Regions from separate parts of the Homo sapiens genome. Here region 1 is linked to region 2. Evidence: chromatin contacts called from ENCODE Hi-C or POLR2A ChIA-PET data. All regions are on one chromosome and are shown on one strand. The core of a region is the stretch at or near the end of the contact, and the rest is flanking DNA. Distances in the headings are between cores, read along the strand shown.

What was found. Hi-C counts contacts between places; a loop is a spot of excess contacts on that map. ChIA-PET counts read pairs that join two places held with the same protein, here RNA polymerase II (POLR2A). Pooled maps may share reads with other maps.
Region 1: a loop to region 2 is called in a map of dorsolateral prefrontal cortex, with 3 times the contacts of the local background. The contact joins two enhancer-like sites. A Hi-C loop is called at or near these places in 2 of 168 maps with a recorded cell type or tissue (dorsolateral prefrontal cortex and posterior cingulate gyrus) and 1 of 50 pooled maps. POLR2A ChIA-PET finds 5 or more read pairs at or near these places in 1 of 52 experiments (MCF 10A).

Annotation. Positions count from the first base shown.
Region 1 is chr1:18,196,891-18,203,465 of GRCh38, forward strand. All of the region lies in intron 1 of IGSF21 (immunoglobin superfamily member 21), which reads left to right. Among named protein-coding and RNA genes, the nearest start is that of IGSF21-AS1, 24 kb to the left of the region's middle. RefSeq lists enhancers at 2,364-2,864, 2,865-3,365, 4,034-4,534. Within about 2 kb of position 1,493, at least 2 of the 41 ENCODE cell types and tissues checked have a DNase peak (open chromatin) inside an H3K27ac peak, as active enhancers do; they include dorsolateral prefrontal cortex, where a contact is called at or near this core.
Region 2 is chr1:18,108,664-18,115,668 of GRCh38, forward strand. All of the region lies in intron 1 of IGSF21 (immunoglobin superfamily member 21), which reads left to right. Among named protein-coding and RNA genes, the nearest start is that of IGSF21, 4.4 kb to the left of the region's middle. Within about 2 kb of position 2,453, at least 2 of the 41 ENCODE cell types and tissues checked have a DNase peak (open chromatin) inside an H3K27ac peak, as active enhancers do; they include dorsolateral prefrontal cortex, where a contact is called at or near this core.

The sequences.
Region 1 (6,575 bases), core at 243-2,742, 87 kb after region 2:
ACAAGTGGGGGAGCCGCCCCGTGCCCCTGTCCAGATGAGTGAAGGAAGACGGACGAGCTGGCTTCCTCTCTTTTCCCGGCTTCCCGGTACCAAGTATATATTTTTTCTAATCGGCCCGGCTGCTGATGGTTATCTGGCTTCGCTAGAGAGCGAAAGAGACTTTGTGTCAAATGCTGAAAAATGACTTTTCAGGCAGCCTCTCTGTCTCCTGAAAGGAGGTGACGTGCTCAGAGCATACAAATCACTCAGCATTCGGGTGTCTCGATGCGAGGAAGGAGTGTGTTTGGATTGCTAAAGCCACTCCTGTCCCTTCACAAGGTCATGGGCGGGCAACCCAGTCTTGTCAGTGCCTGGAGAGCAGAGAAGCCTGGTGCTGAGAGGTGCTGTGGCCCCCAGATGGCAAGCCTGTGGGGTGTCTGGACCCAGGAGGGGTCCCTTGGATGCACAAGGTACAAGAGTCCAAGAGGGAGGCTGACCTCGGATTCTAGGTCTCCATCAGCCCACAGTAAGCTGTGTGACCTTGGATAAGTTACTTAACTTTTCTGGTCCTTGGAAATCTCGCTCCATAATTATCATCCCACAAATGCTGTTTTCAGCTAAGCCATTCACCCTGCTGGATGTTCTAATAACTGCATTTGTCTGGTGCTGACAAATCCTCAGTGATTCCCAGGCAGCAGAAACTTGCCTGGTACCTACAGAGAAGTCACTGGGTGTGAAGGACAAAGGCAGACGTTGGAATGCTCCAGAGAGGGCCTTGAATCCAGGCTCTGGAGGCAGCCTGTGGGTTCAAACCTTGGCTCTGCCACTCAACAGCTGGGTGACCTTGGGTATGTGACTTTATCTATCTGAGCCTAAGTTTCCTCATCTATCAACTGGGGAAATAACCAAGACTACCTCATATTGGGGCTATGGTGAAAGCCAAGGGCTTAGAATGATGCCTGGAACAAGAGTAAGTCTTCAGCCAGTGTCAGCTCCTGTCACTGTGACTGTGTCTTAGCTGTGCTGACGTGGCCACTGGCTTCTATAAGAATCCAGTGGATTCTTGGAAAGGTGTCGTAACCTCTCCAAGGCTTGGTTTCTTCATCTGTGTAGAGGGGATGGGGATTTAAAAATTCAATGTGCTTAAAATGCTTGGCACACAGCAGTTTCTTAATCACTTGTAGACATTTCTCTGGCTCTTTGCAGAAAGATATTTTAAATAAAATTTCAGTTTTCAAGTGTATCTGATATTTTGCAATCCTTTGAAAATTTATAAAGATGATGTACACAGTATAATCTGTCTCGAAGTGAACACGGGGTTGACTGGACAATGCCATTTTCTGAGTGGCCATACCAGAGTAAGAGCCCACTGGAGATCAGAACTTGGGGGAGAGTGCCCAGAGCCAGCTCCAGGGAGTAGGACCTGCCCAAGTCATAAGTGGCAGCTCTGGGTCCTGCCTGCCTCTCTTCCTGAGATGCCATTTATAGCTGCCGGGACCCACATGGGCCCGTAGGGTGGCCCTGCCCATGCAGAGAGGGGAGCAGCTGTCATTGTAAGAACTGAGTGAGCCCAGGAGCCAGGCTCCCAGGGTGCCAAGGGATCGTCGTCATTCATCTCCCCCGTTTTTATTTTCTTCACTATAAAGCATAGAAAAACCACGTAGCCAGACCTTAAAAAATACAGACGGTCTCCAGATGAGTCTGTGATGTTAGGCAAGGCCTGCCAGGCGCTTTCTTAATGCTGTAATAAAACTGGCTGGGGAAAAACTCTAAAATTACGGAGGAGGCCGGCAGTATAAAATGTATGGGATCAAGAGAGAGAGAGAGAGCAGAGTATTGCAGCAGTTCCACACTGGGCCCCAGGTGGAACTGGGCTGGGTCATCCGATGGCAGAGTGACGCCACTTCTGTCACCACCCCCCTGGCCCTACTTTACTGCTGGGGTGTTTTGAGGATCTAATAAGGTCGTGGGAGTAATAGGCTTTGTTATTTACAAATAATTCGAATAAAAGGACAATAGGAAGACCTCTCCCCTGCCCCCTCTGCCCAGATGCCCCCCCAAAGCAAGACTTCTTGATGGTGGCAGGTTCCATGGGCCAGATGAGGGTGGCCCCCTGGGACTCTCTGTCTTTCTCCCCTGCCCATCTCACTGGTCCCCCTTCCCCAGCGGGCCTTGGACTGGGGTGCTTTGGTGCCCGTAAATGGGTTGAATGAATTAGGCCCATGTCCTTCTAAAGCAAACTTTTAAAAAATACTCAGTTTTGCAAGGCCCCCCGGTACATTAAACAGATAGAAGGGAGGGTGGCTCTGGTGAATAAAGAGTGGGTTGGGGCCCCTGCACCCATCAGTGGCGTGCCCTGAGTTCAAATACTGTCCCTGCCACTCACCACCCAGGGGATGTGTTTCAGTGTTTCGACCTCTCCCAGCCTCTATCGCATCATCTGTAAAATGAGGATAGTGCTAGAACTCACCTCTCATGGTGGAGATTCAGTAAGACAAAAGATGCACCTGGCTCAGAGTAAACTCCTCAGATATCCCCATTACAACAACGGCTACTGTGATTTGACTGCTGTTGGATACACGGACATCCAGGCGCCCCTCGGATCCTGGGCACCGGCTCTTGAAGTGCCCTCACAGAGGCCCTGTCAATCCAGGCATCCGACTCCACAGTTCTCAGCTTCCCAGCCCTGGTGACTCCACTGCCTCCTCTTTGGCCATCTGCATGTGCGTGATGGGAAGCTGTGCCTGTGCCTCTCCTCGGTGGCTGCGGTAATAGAGCCCAGAGTGAGCAGGTGGCAGCCCCCCTCCCCCTTCCCTGGTCTCCCTCCCTCCCTATCTCTCACCTCGGCTGCAAAGCTCCGACTTTATTTAATCGCTTCCATTGTCTGCTCCACGCCTGGTAATCTCAGCTGGGAACACATGTTAACAAATGGGCAAAGTTTTATCGGGAGCTCAGAGCCCCTCCCCGCTTCGTCAGATAAGGTGCTCTTGCTTGGGGGCTCACACTAGGGAAGCTGCTCCCGGCCCCCCCCTACCCCCGTGAGAATCCATCCCTAGGCAATTGCATTGTGTGAGCAGGGTAACAGGAGGGATGGGTAGGAGCGGGTCCAAGGGGGCTCTGGGGATCCAGACAAAGACCCCAAGCCCCTGCTCCTTCCCCACTCATGGGTTCTGCTGCTTCTCCTGCTGGCTGGAAGACCCTTGAGATTCTGCCCATTGTGGGACAGTGGGAAGGCTTGCCTTAGTTCTTGGTTCACATCCGGGCTCTTGCGTCTTCCCAACTGCATGATGGTCACTTCCATTCTCTGCATCTTGGTCACCTCGGTTATAAAATAAGAAACAAGCCTATCTGTCTCCTGACAAAGAGAGTTTAAGTGAGGTTATGTGAGTGAAATTATCTAGGGAAATGCCTGGGGCTTAGTAGGTAGACAGCGCCCCCCTTTGCTTCCTACCTGAATTAGTTTCCTAGGACTGCTGTAACAGTGACTTAAAACAGCAGAAGTTATTGTTTCACACTTCTGGAGGCTAGAAGTCCAAGATCGAGGTGTGGGTGGGCCACACTCCCTCTGATTCCTGCAGGGAATAATCCATCCTGGTGCCTTCCTAGCTGCTGGTGGCTGCTGCAATTCTTGGTGTTTGGTGTTCCTGGGCTTGTGCCTGCATCCCTCCGGTCTCTGCCTCTGCCATCACGTGGCCTGCTCCCTCTGTGTCTGCTTCTGTGTCCAAATTCCGCTCTTCTTATAAGAACATTATATTCAATTCGGGCCCTTCTTCATCTTAACTTGATTATGTCTGCAAAGACCCTATTTCCAAATGAGGCCACAGTTACAGGTGTAGGGCTTAGGATTTCAATGTATCTTTTAGAGGGATATAGCTCACCCTACAATGCTACCTTTTGGCTAAGTCTTCCTAACTTGAGTGGCCGGGATCCACGTTGCCCTTGGATCAGCCTCTGTCACTGAGCTGACCCTGCTTTGAGTTTCACGTGATTTATGTCGTTGATTTTACCCCAGCCCCATGAGGAGGGATAATGAGGAGGGGTCCACCTTTGCTCTTCTGCTGCGCTATCCTGTTCTGTGCTAGGGATGGATGTAAACAGATAATAGTGTTTACATGAGACAGGGGCCACACTAGGGAGATAAGCATTTATGGAAGCAAAGATAGTGTCCCTTTCTCACTAAGTGGAAGTGAAAATAGGAAGGCTCTCGAGAGACCCACTGAGCTGGTCCTGGAAGGGTAAAGAAGGCATTCTGGGTAGAGGAAGGAGCTTGAGCTGGGGACTGGAGGAAGGAGCGCCCCTGAGCTGTCTCAGCATGGGTGAGCAGCCCTGGGAGACTGAGTCAGGGACTGAGCGCGTGCTCAGGGAAGGATGGAGCTCCCTGGAGGTCAGGCTTTAAGGGCAGCCGGGCTGACACTCAGAATGGCCAGGCTAAGAAGTGCAGACTTGATTGTGCCAGCACTGGGGAGCCAGTGAAGATTGTGGAACTGAGACATGGTAGGAGCAGAATCGTGGCTCCAAGGGCTAATCCAGCAGCAAACACATTTCAAAGTTTTTGCTGAAGGAAAGCCTCACCACGGAGGGACACAACGAGCACTGGAATTTCAAGGAGCTGTGGAAGTCTATCATCCAGAAATTCCCCAGAGGAACCTCTAGCCTGGCTGGATGGACAGCACCCATGTCAACTCAGCCTCCTGGTCCTGATTCCTCCTTCACGCTGGTGAGGGACACCAGGCATGGCCCCAGGATATCTGGGAGCTGGGACCCACCTGCTCTCCCTTCTAAGGGAAATAGCAAGGAACAGGTATCTCTGGACTTTGCCTCCTCTGCCCTCTCATTGGGGTGTGTGTCGGGGGGTCTGTCCGTTACTGGCATCCCTCTCCCATCCCATGCCGAAGATTTTGACCTTTATAGCCAAGTCTGAGCTGTACTGATAGAACATCCACAAAGTCAACAGTGGGAAGGTTCCACAGGCCCAAGCATCCCTTCCTGTGCCTTACAAGTGGAATCATTTATTTCTGTCCTCTAATCTTGATTAAACCCATCTGAAAATAAGTTAGATATCAAATCTGTGATTTCAGTCCTCCCTCCGTTCCTGACCCTCTTCTCCCTCTAGTTGCCCCAAAAGTGGCCAGTTTTGTTCAGGAGAGCACCAAGCACTTGGAAAATTCCATTCCCAGCCTTCCCAGCTCATTTCTGCTTCCACGCACCCTGCTGCCTCCTGACAGTCTCACTTTTAACTCTATTTACATTCTGGAAAGTACATAAGATTTTTATCATGTACTTTCCTAATGTCAATTTTCCCCTGATGAGAATAAGGCTGTAAACACCCATATTTTCATAAGCCTGTTATAGTCCTCCATGTATTCAAAGTCGATGAGCAATGCAATCTCACATTCTCAGGGCTGGCTGGGACTGGCACAGGAGGACGGCTCAAGGCAAACTCTGGGAGCCAAACTCCTAGGTGTCTTCTTTGTCTTTCCTTGGGTTACCACCTTCATTACTTTTGGGGGCCCTTCTTTTATGCCTAAATCTGGGTGTTCCTTCTTTTTCACACTGCTATAAAGAAATACTCAAGACTAGGTAACTTATACAGGGAAGAAGTTTAATTGACTCACAGTTCCTCATGGCTGAGGAGGCCTCAGAAAACTTACAATCATGGCAGAAGGCCAAGGAGAAGCAAGCACCTTCTTCACAGGGTGGCAGGAGAAAGAGAGAGAGAGAGAGAGAGAGCCAAGGGGGAAGAGCTATTTGTGAAACCATCAGATCTCATGAGAACTCACTCACTATCATGAGAACAGTATGGGGGAAACCGGCCCCATAATCCCATCACCTCCCACCAGGTCCTTCCCTTGATACGTGGGGATTACAGGTTGAGATGAGACTTGGGTGGGGACACAAAGCCAAACCATATCAATCAGTATATCTATTTTTGGTTGGAACCATCAAAACCTGCTAGACTACTCTTAAGCTGTGGGAATGGACAAACACCAAAAATGGCATCCAGAGAAGGCACAGACTATGCATCCCCTAAACCTTGTTATCCCAGGGAAAGGTGCCATGGGCCTGGTCCATTAGACCCATCCCAGTCTTGGCTTTGGGTGAGGGACACCATTCGTGACACTCTACACACTTCTAAGGAAGTTGGGAGTGGCCAGGCTGCATCAGGCTAGCTGGGTAACACTGGGATTTGCAAGCCCCTGAGCCTCTGGGTGGTTGAGTGGGCTTTCTCTAGAGGACATCACAACTCAGTTACTGAGACGTTTTCTTATCAATCTAGTTTTACTGAAACCTCATGGTCCTTCCTGCTGAGCCCACTTGTTGCAAGGCTAGGTGGGGAAAGGCTCCAGGGATGCTGCAACAAGCAGGTCTTTGCCTCCTCAAGTCTAGGGACATGACTGGCTCCACCTCTGGCCCTTGATAACTAATTGTTTTTGTTTTGTTTTGTTTTGTGTTGTTTGAGACCGAGTCTCCCTCTGTCGCCAAGGCTGGAGTGCAGTGGCGCGATCTTGGCTCACTGTAGCCACCGCCATCCAGGTTCAAGCGATTCTTGTGCCTCAGCCTCCTCAGTAGCTGAGACTACAGGTGCATGCCGCCAC
Region 2 (7,005 bases), core at 1,203-3,702:
AGGGTGTGAAGTGTGTGAGCTTGTGTCACTGTGGGTGTGAGGTGTTAGGGGGTGGGTATGTGAGGTTTGGCGTTTCACGTGTGTCCCGAGTGTGCAGGTCTCTAGGGGTGTACGACAGCGGATTACTATTTCTGTGTGCACAGGAGATGGGACTGTGACACTGGACAAGAGTCTGCTTATGTGGGATGGGTGGGGGTGCAGGTGCCTGGGAGTCGTGGGCTTCATGGGGCTGGGAGTGTGTGTATGCGTGCCATGGAGCGTGTGGTTATCGTGTGCAGGGAGGTATGGACGCTTCCGGGGCTGGGGAGTTGTGAGCAGCTCAGTGTGTGTGTGTGTGTGTGTGTGTGTGTGTCCCGCCGTGTGGACTTGCTCCCGGGTTAGGCTAAGACAGCTAGAAGGAGGTTGAAGCCGAGCGGGTTCTCCGGAGCCAGTGAGAGGTGGCTCCGCAGCCCCAGGGTCCGCGGCCGGCCTCCCACCCAGTGCCGCCGCGTAGTGGGTCTTAAATGGAGCTGAACCCTTTCGCGCAGTGAGCAGAGAGCCAACGTGAGGCTAAAAGCCAGGAGGGAGGGAGGCGGGACCAGCGAAGAGCCGCAGGCACCGAGACTACAGGCTCCGCGTCCGGGATCCTCCTCGGAGCCTGGTGCCAACCTCAGCCTGGCTGGAGTCAGAGCCTGGCTCCGCCTCGGAGGGGAGCGGGACGCGAGGTGCCAAAAAGTCGTCTTTATGATCAATAAGGTCTCGACCCCGAGCCCCACTGGATGATAGAGGTGGGCATCACCTCTGTCCTATGCCATAGCCTTGTCCCAGCAGGAGGTGCCTACCTAGGCTCTGAGAGTGCCTGCCAGGAAGGGGTGCCCCCTTAAAAATAACCCCAACTCCTTCTACCCCGAAGTCCTTGGGGAGTGCTGGGTCTGCTGATGGGAGAAGCTGCAGAATTTGAGCCCGGAAGGTGGTCCTGACAGCGAGGGGGGAGGGGTTGGTGTAACCCAGAAGGAATGCAAACCCTGTACTTTGTTCCCCTACCCTTGGAACAAGAGACTTTCCTAAGTGGATCAAAATGTCCCCCCTCAACTTTGGGAGGAGGGCTCTAGAGGGAAAGGTTACATGGGGGAGGTCCTCGTTCCAGCGCCGCCGAGAGGGCACTGGGGTTTGTTGAAAGGCACTGGAGCCCTCACCTGGACATTGCAGGGGGCGGGGGTTGGAGGCTGGGGACCTAAGGTAAGCACCCCTTTCCCTGGGAATGCGCAGAACAGAGAGACGCGGCAGGGTGAAGGAGAGGACTGATGAGAAGGGCTTGTTGGGAAACCCTGGCTCCGTCAGGACCCCACCCTGCGAGCTCTCCCTGGAACCCGGGAGCAGGGTTCTTCTGGCTGCCCGGCTGCAGAGAGCTGACCCGGCATCCTGACGCCTCAAATCCCTTTGCCCGCCTCTGCGGGCTGCGGGAGGCGGGGGTTGGCGTGCCTGAGGGTGAGCGCATCTGGGCCGGTGCAGCCAGCGCGGCCTCGGAGCTCCGCTGCTCAGGATGAAGGAAGAGCGCAGACGCGGATCGCGAATGGGAAACTTTCCGCGTCTGGGGCGCAGAGGGAGATCCGAGGCAGCCGGGAGCCCTCTCTTCTCCGCAGAGGAGAGCACACGAGGGTGGGGTCCCTCCTTCCTCCTTCCAAGTCTGTGCCCAGAATGGGGGGCGGGGTGCGAGAAGAGTCCGTGAGAGACGCAAGAGGCGGGCTGTGCCGGAGGAGGGCGCCCTTCCTGGAGGTGGCCGAGAGAGGTGCACCTGGCAGCGGCTTTGCAGGGCCACCTGCCTCCGAGGGCGCAGAGAGGAGCAACCCGCGCCGGCCTTCACGAACGTACTGGCGGTCACTGCTCGGGGAGGGGCACGGCCAGAACGCCCTCGCCGGTTCTGCCCCTTTGGGTGGCAGAGCAAGGGTGCCCGACGCTAGAGAGTCGGGTCTGGCAGGAGGAAGGAGGCCGCTGCCCCTCGCACTGGCTGGGCCGGAAGTCCTTGCCCTGGCTCCCCACTTCCCAGAATCAGACCCTCCAAAGGAGAAACCCACATTTCTCGGGACTCCTGGGCGTGTCCTGGGGCGTTTTCAACTCCTCCAGCCCCCGTGAACCGTGCCTGGGCACTTCTGGGAAGTCCTGCACTGGAGCCTGTGCAGTGGCGCCGGGCTGGGGATGGAGGAGTGGTCCTTAGCCGCTGTTCAGCCCTGGGAAACGTTCCGCTGAGAGCAGGGTGGGGGCAGCCCCAGTTAGGGGTAGCCCACGGCCCCAGCCGGGGGTCTCCGGGATTGCGCGGGCGGAGGTGGGCGGCCCTGCGGGTTCTCGGGTTCTCGGGTTCTCTGTCTCCGCAGCCGCGTGTCAGCAGGTGGATGGGATGGAGGGGCTGTCTCCGCTAGGCCGCCGCAACCGCAACGCCGAGACTGCGGGGGCTGTGCGCGCGCGAGCGGGTGTGACGACTTTATATATTTATCCTCCCTTCACACGCCCCCTTCCCACTGGGCGGGGCCTCTGGCGCGGCAGGGTTTCTTCTCCAGCCCCAACTGGGGGAGTTAAGGGCCCTAATCCCTTGCAGGCTGCCTCGCCCATGCCCCTCCAGCGTGGCCCCGCCCCTAGCCATAAACTCCACCCCTCTTCCACCCCATAACCGCTCTGCAAATGGGAGTTTTTCATTTTCGTGTTTTAAGTGCAGAGAATATTCGAGCTGGAGCGACCTCGGAGATCACTCACTTCGGTGGTTTTGAAACTTGTGTGTTTTTCTTTTTCTTTTAAGTAGGAAAACCCTTTTAGAGGAAACATTATCACCCTCCTAAAATCCCAATACCTTGAGCAAGATGATAGATCTTAAAGTAAAGCTGCCCTGGTGGATGCTGGGGATGAGGCCCACATCGAGCGCTCCTTCCACACAAGTCTTTCACAACCTCAAGACTGCTCCCTTCCTCCGCAGCTAGTATTGTAGCTGGGGTTTTGTTTTTCCAATAGCCCCGATTATATGGATCAGCTGCGATGTGTCAAGCAGGATGCTGGCTGCTGCTTCGCAGTCCTCATTCATGCTGCAAGATAGATTTAAGACCTTCTTTTCACAGATTAGGAAACTGAGGTTCTGAGGTTTAAGACTTGTTAATGACAGAAGTACAGGCTCCTTCCGCTCCCTCCTAGTTCTGCCCCAGGCTCCTCTTTCCGCTGAATCTTCCTTTCCTCTCTCTGGCCGCAAAGAATCCCTTGGGCAGGGCATGTGAGTAGAGAAGGACCCAGGTCATCTGAGTGATGCCTCAGATCTGCCTGCTACTCTGATATTTCAGAACGTCAGTCACAGACACACTTGAACTTCACTACACTCTGGCAAGATGGGCAGAGGACGGAGTAGGGGAAGGAGGTGGAGGAGCTTAGGGGACTTGCTTAGTTAGGTGCCTGGTTTATAGTGGTGTGTGACTTCAAAGGCAGAGACCGACAAAATAGAGGCTGTTTAGTTCTATTAACTGGGTTTCCTGGGATCTGTAGAGGTATTTAACCTAGGCAGTTGACAGCCTGGCTTACCACCTTGCCCGCCTCCGCTATAGCCCCAGGCCACCAGGAATTCATTTATTCATGCATCCAACAAATGCTTATTGTACACTATGTGCCAGACACGGTGCTGAGCATTGGGAAAACGGCCCTGAGCTTGGTAGAGGAGTCCCCTGCCTCTATGGTGTTTAAGGCTCAGTGGGAAATTGATGCTTCATTTAGAGGGAGGAAGGGGCTATTATCTCTCTCTGGCCCTAACTGAGCTAGGTGTCACGCCATGTGCTTTATCTTTCTTGTCTTACAGAATCCTTACAAGCACCCTGAGAAGTAAAATGAAGTCCATTTTGTAGATGAGGAAACTGAGGCTCAGAGAGGCTAGGTGACTTTGCCAAGGCTGCAGAGTCATTGAATGGCAAGCAGGAATTCAGATACAGGGCCCTCTGACTCCCTGGCCTGTGCTTCCTCCCTCCATGCTCTGCTGTCTCCTGGTGATCATTTCCTGAGCCCCAGCCACATGGATGTGTCCAGTCTCCTGTCTGGATGCCTGACTCCTTCCCAAACCCACACTGAAATAGAATCATCCAGGGTGTTCATCTGCACAGATGGGAGAGGGAGTGTCCCTGAAAGCTATTGCCATCACCAAGAGAATGAATAGGCATCTGCTGTGGGCAGGGCACATGTGAAAAGAGCAAGGCCTATGAGTGTGATCCTCATCCCAGGGCAGCGAGAGACTGGGCATGTTTCCGAAAAGATGAACGACAATCTATTTTGTCCATCCTCCCTCTCCACCTCCTTTCCTCCCCCATCCACTCCTGTTCCCTTCCTCTCTTTTTTCTTTTTGCCTTCTTTTTTCTTTTTAAATAAAAGGAGGTTCAGGATCTTTTGTAAGTGGAGGAACTGGGAGTTTCAAAACCAGGTCTGAAGCAATCCAGAGACAGCTGCTTTTTCATCACTGGAAAGGGAGTACAGCAGCCCTTACTACTTGTAGGAGGCTGCAAAGCTGTTCATTTCAAATGATAAATGTCAGTGGTGGTAAAACACATGAGATCACTTCCTAGGAGGTGTCCTTCTTTAGGATGAAATTCCAGGGAAGATTGGGGTGGTGAGATCCTGGAACCCACCTTTATGCTACAGTGAGCTCCAGGAGTGGAGGGGGCTCATGTTCACTAAGACCCCCGGCTAAGATTCCATGGATGGAGCAATAAAGGTAGTGTGTATGGGGCTGGAGATGCAGGCCCTGTTCAGTCACCTCTGCAGCCCAAAAGAGCAGGAGAGACAGGTCGTGGGCAGGGTGTGGCTTGGGGGTGGGGTTTTTCTGAGACCCAGACTTTAGTCCCCTCCCAGGAAAGGAATCTGGTGTTTGGTTTTTCCACCAGCCTTTGTTACATCTTCTGGCCACATACTAAATTTGCTTTGGGAAATCACACCAACCCCGCACCCCACCCCCACCCCACCCAACACATAAATTGCATGACATCTTGGTGGGTGAAACTACTGGGTAAGGCATCCCCAAGATGGGCCCTGGAATCTGAATATTGAGCGGAGTGTCACAAAGACTGAGAGACACTAGAATGTCCCCCTTGCCCCTGGGACCCCCAGGAAACCGTCCTTTGTTGGTTTCCTGAGACTGATAATGATGGGACCTATCTCCCAGTGTACTGAGAGGGTGGAATCAGGCATTACAAGCAGAGCTCTTAGCTCAGTCCCGTGGGCTCTGATGCTTGTTACTAGTGTTAACCATGGTAACGATGAGTACCCGCTGAAGCAGCCCCAGTCCTTGCGTTACTCGACTTTTTCGTAGTGTTCTCATTGGTTACATTTTTTGGCTTGAGAGTCTAGTGTCAATTTCTGCTGCTTGCAAGGAAAGGATCCCATGTGATAACCTCTCTAGGTGTGATGACCAGTGCCAGCCTTGGAGTTGCCAGTCAGTGCACTCTTGGTAATGCACAGAGGATGGTTCATGGCCCTCTGGCTGGGGGTGACCAATCCCACCGCCTGCCCTCTGTCTTTCCCTGGAGTCTTGAGGCCCATTGAGTGCAGTGTGAGACTCAAGTTGTTCCCCGCTAGTAAAATGTACAGATGGAGGCCAATCTTATAGTGAACTTCCAATCCCCTGACCCACTAGACCCTGCTCCACCCAGGCAGGGACCCCATCTGGTTCTGTTCACTGTTGAGTCCTCCACAAAACACATAGCAGGTGCTCAGTCAGGTTGTTTGTTTGGGTGATTAGGCTACCTCTGGCCTTGCGACATGTGCAACCTGGTTTTGAAAAAGACTGAGCATGTGGCTTTCTATTTCTATGGAAAATTGTGTGAAAAGGCTTATAGCATGTGGAATTGAGGCTGGACTTGCAGGTGGACTTCCTGGCAGCAAAGATGTTCTGATCCTGGAACTACATTCTTTCTTTCTGCAGTTTCTCAGATAAAGTAGCAGAGGCCCTGACTAGATATCTTAACTCTCTACCTGCTGGCAGTACTTGAAAATGCACAAAACACTTCCACGCCCATTATTCCATTTAGACCTCACATCACACAGGGAGACAGCTAGTCTTGTACCTGTTGAACAGATGAGGGAAAATGAGGCCCAGGAAGATGAAAGGATGGCAGTAGGCAGTGGCTGGACTGGAACCCAGATTCTGTGGTTGCGAGCTCAGCCTTCCTCCCATCCTCAACCCATTGCTGGACTTCATTTAGCCACAGGGGTCTGGCATGAGACAGGTCAGTTTCCCATGTGCTTACAGGCCAGTAAGCTTTGACCTCAAGTGTGCACTGTGAGCTGTGTGCTGCTGTAGCCACTTTGCTGCTGTGACTTCCTCTATCCTCCACTGCTGTCCAGGTGGGTGTTATATCCCCAGTCCACAGGTGAGGACACTGACATGCCCAGGGTCACACAGCTTGAGACAAGAGCTCACTGTCTCCCCTGTCTCCACAGTCTTGTCCTGCTCAGAGATTTCTGGCCTTAGCTTCTCCATCCTCCACCTCCTCCCCCACTTCCGCCCTTTCTTGGCTCAGAGAGCAGACATCTGCCCTCAGCTAGCACAGTCCCTGGCTCCCCATAAGGCTTTCTCCAAGTTTCTGCTCACCCACATCCTCCCTCCACAGCCCCCCACCACACACACACAGACTCAGGTGTGCCCTAAGCATGTTGGCAGCAGTACTTTTGGCAACACTTTGAAAGCAGCCCTCCTTGGGGCTGGAGATCGTTGGGGATAGTCTCCCTCCTGAACAGAGCTATTGAGGGTGAGCATCTCTGCACCCTCGGCCCTGGCACCAGGCCTGGCTCTGAGCACATAGATCCTGAAGATGTGTTTGTTGAATGAATGAATGATGTCTCCCCTGAGCCTGAGGTTTGGTTCAAACACCAGACCCAGGCTTGTTTCCTGGCCCTGCTCAGTTGCCTCTGGAAGTCCTTTCTGGTGTGAGAATGTGTCCATTGTCCTTCTCCATTCCATGGACCACAGTGGCATCACAGCTGGCATCTGGAGGAAGGGCCAACACTGCAAGG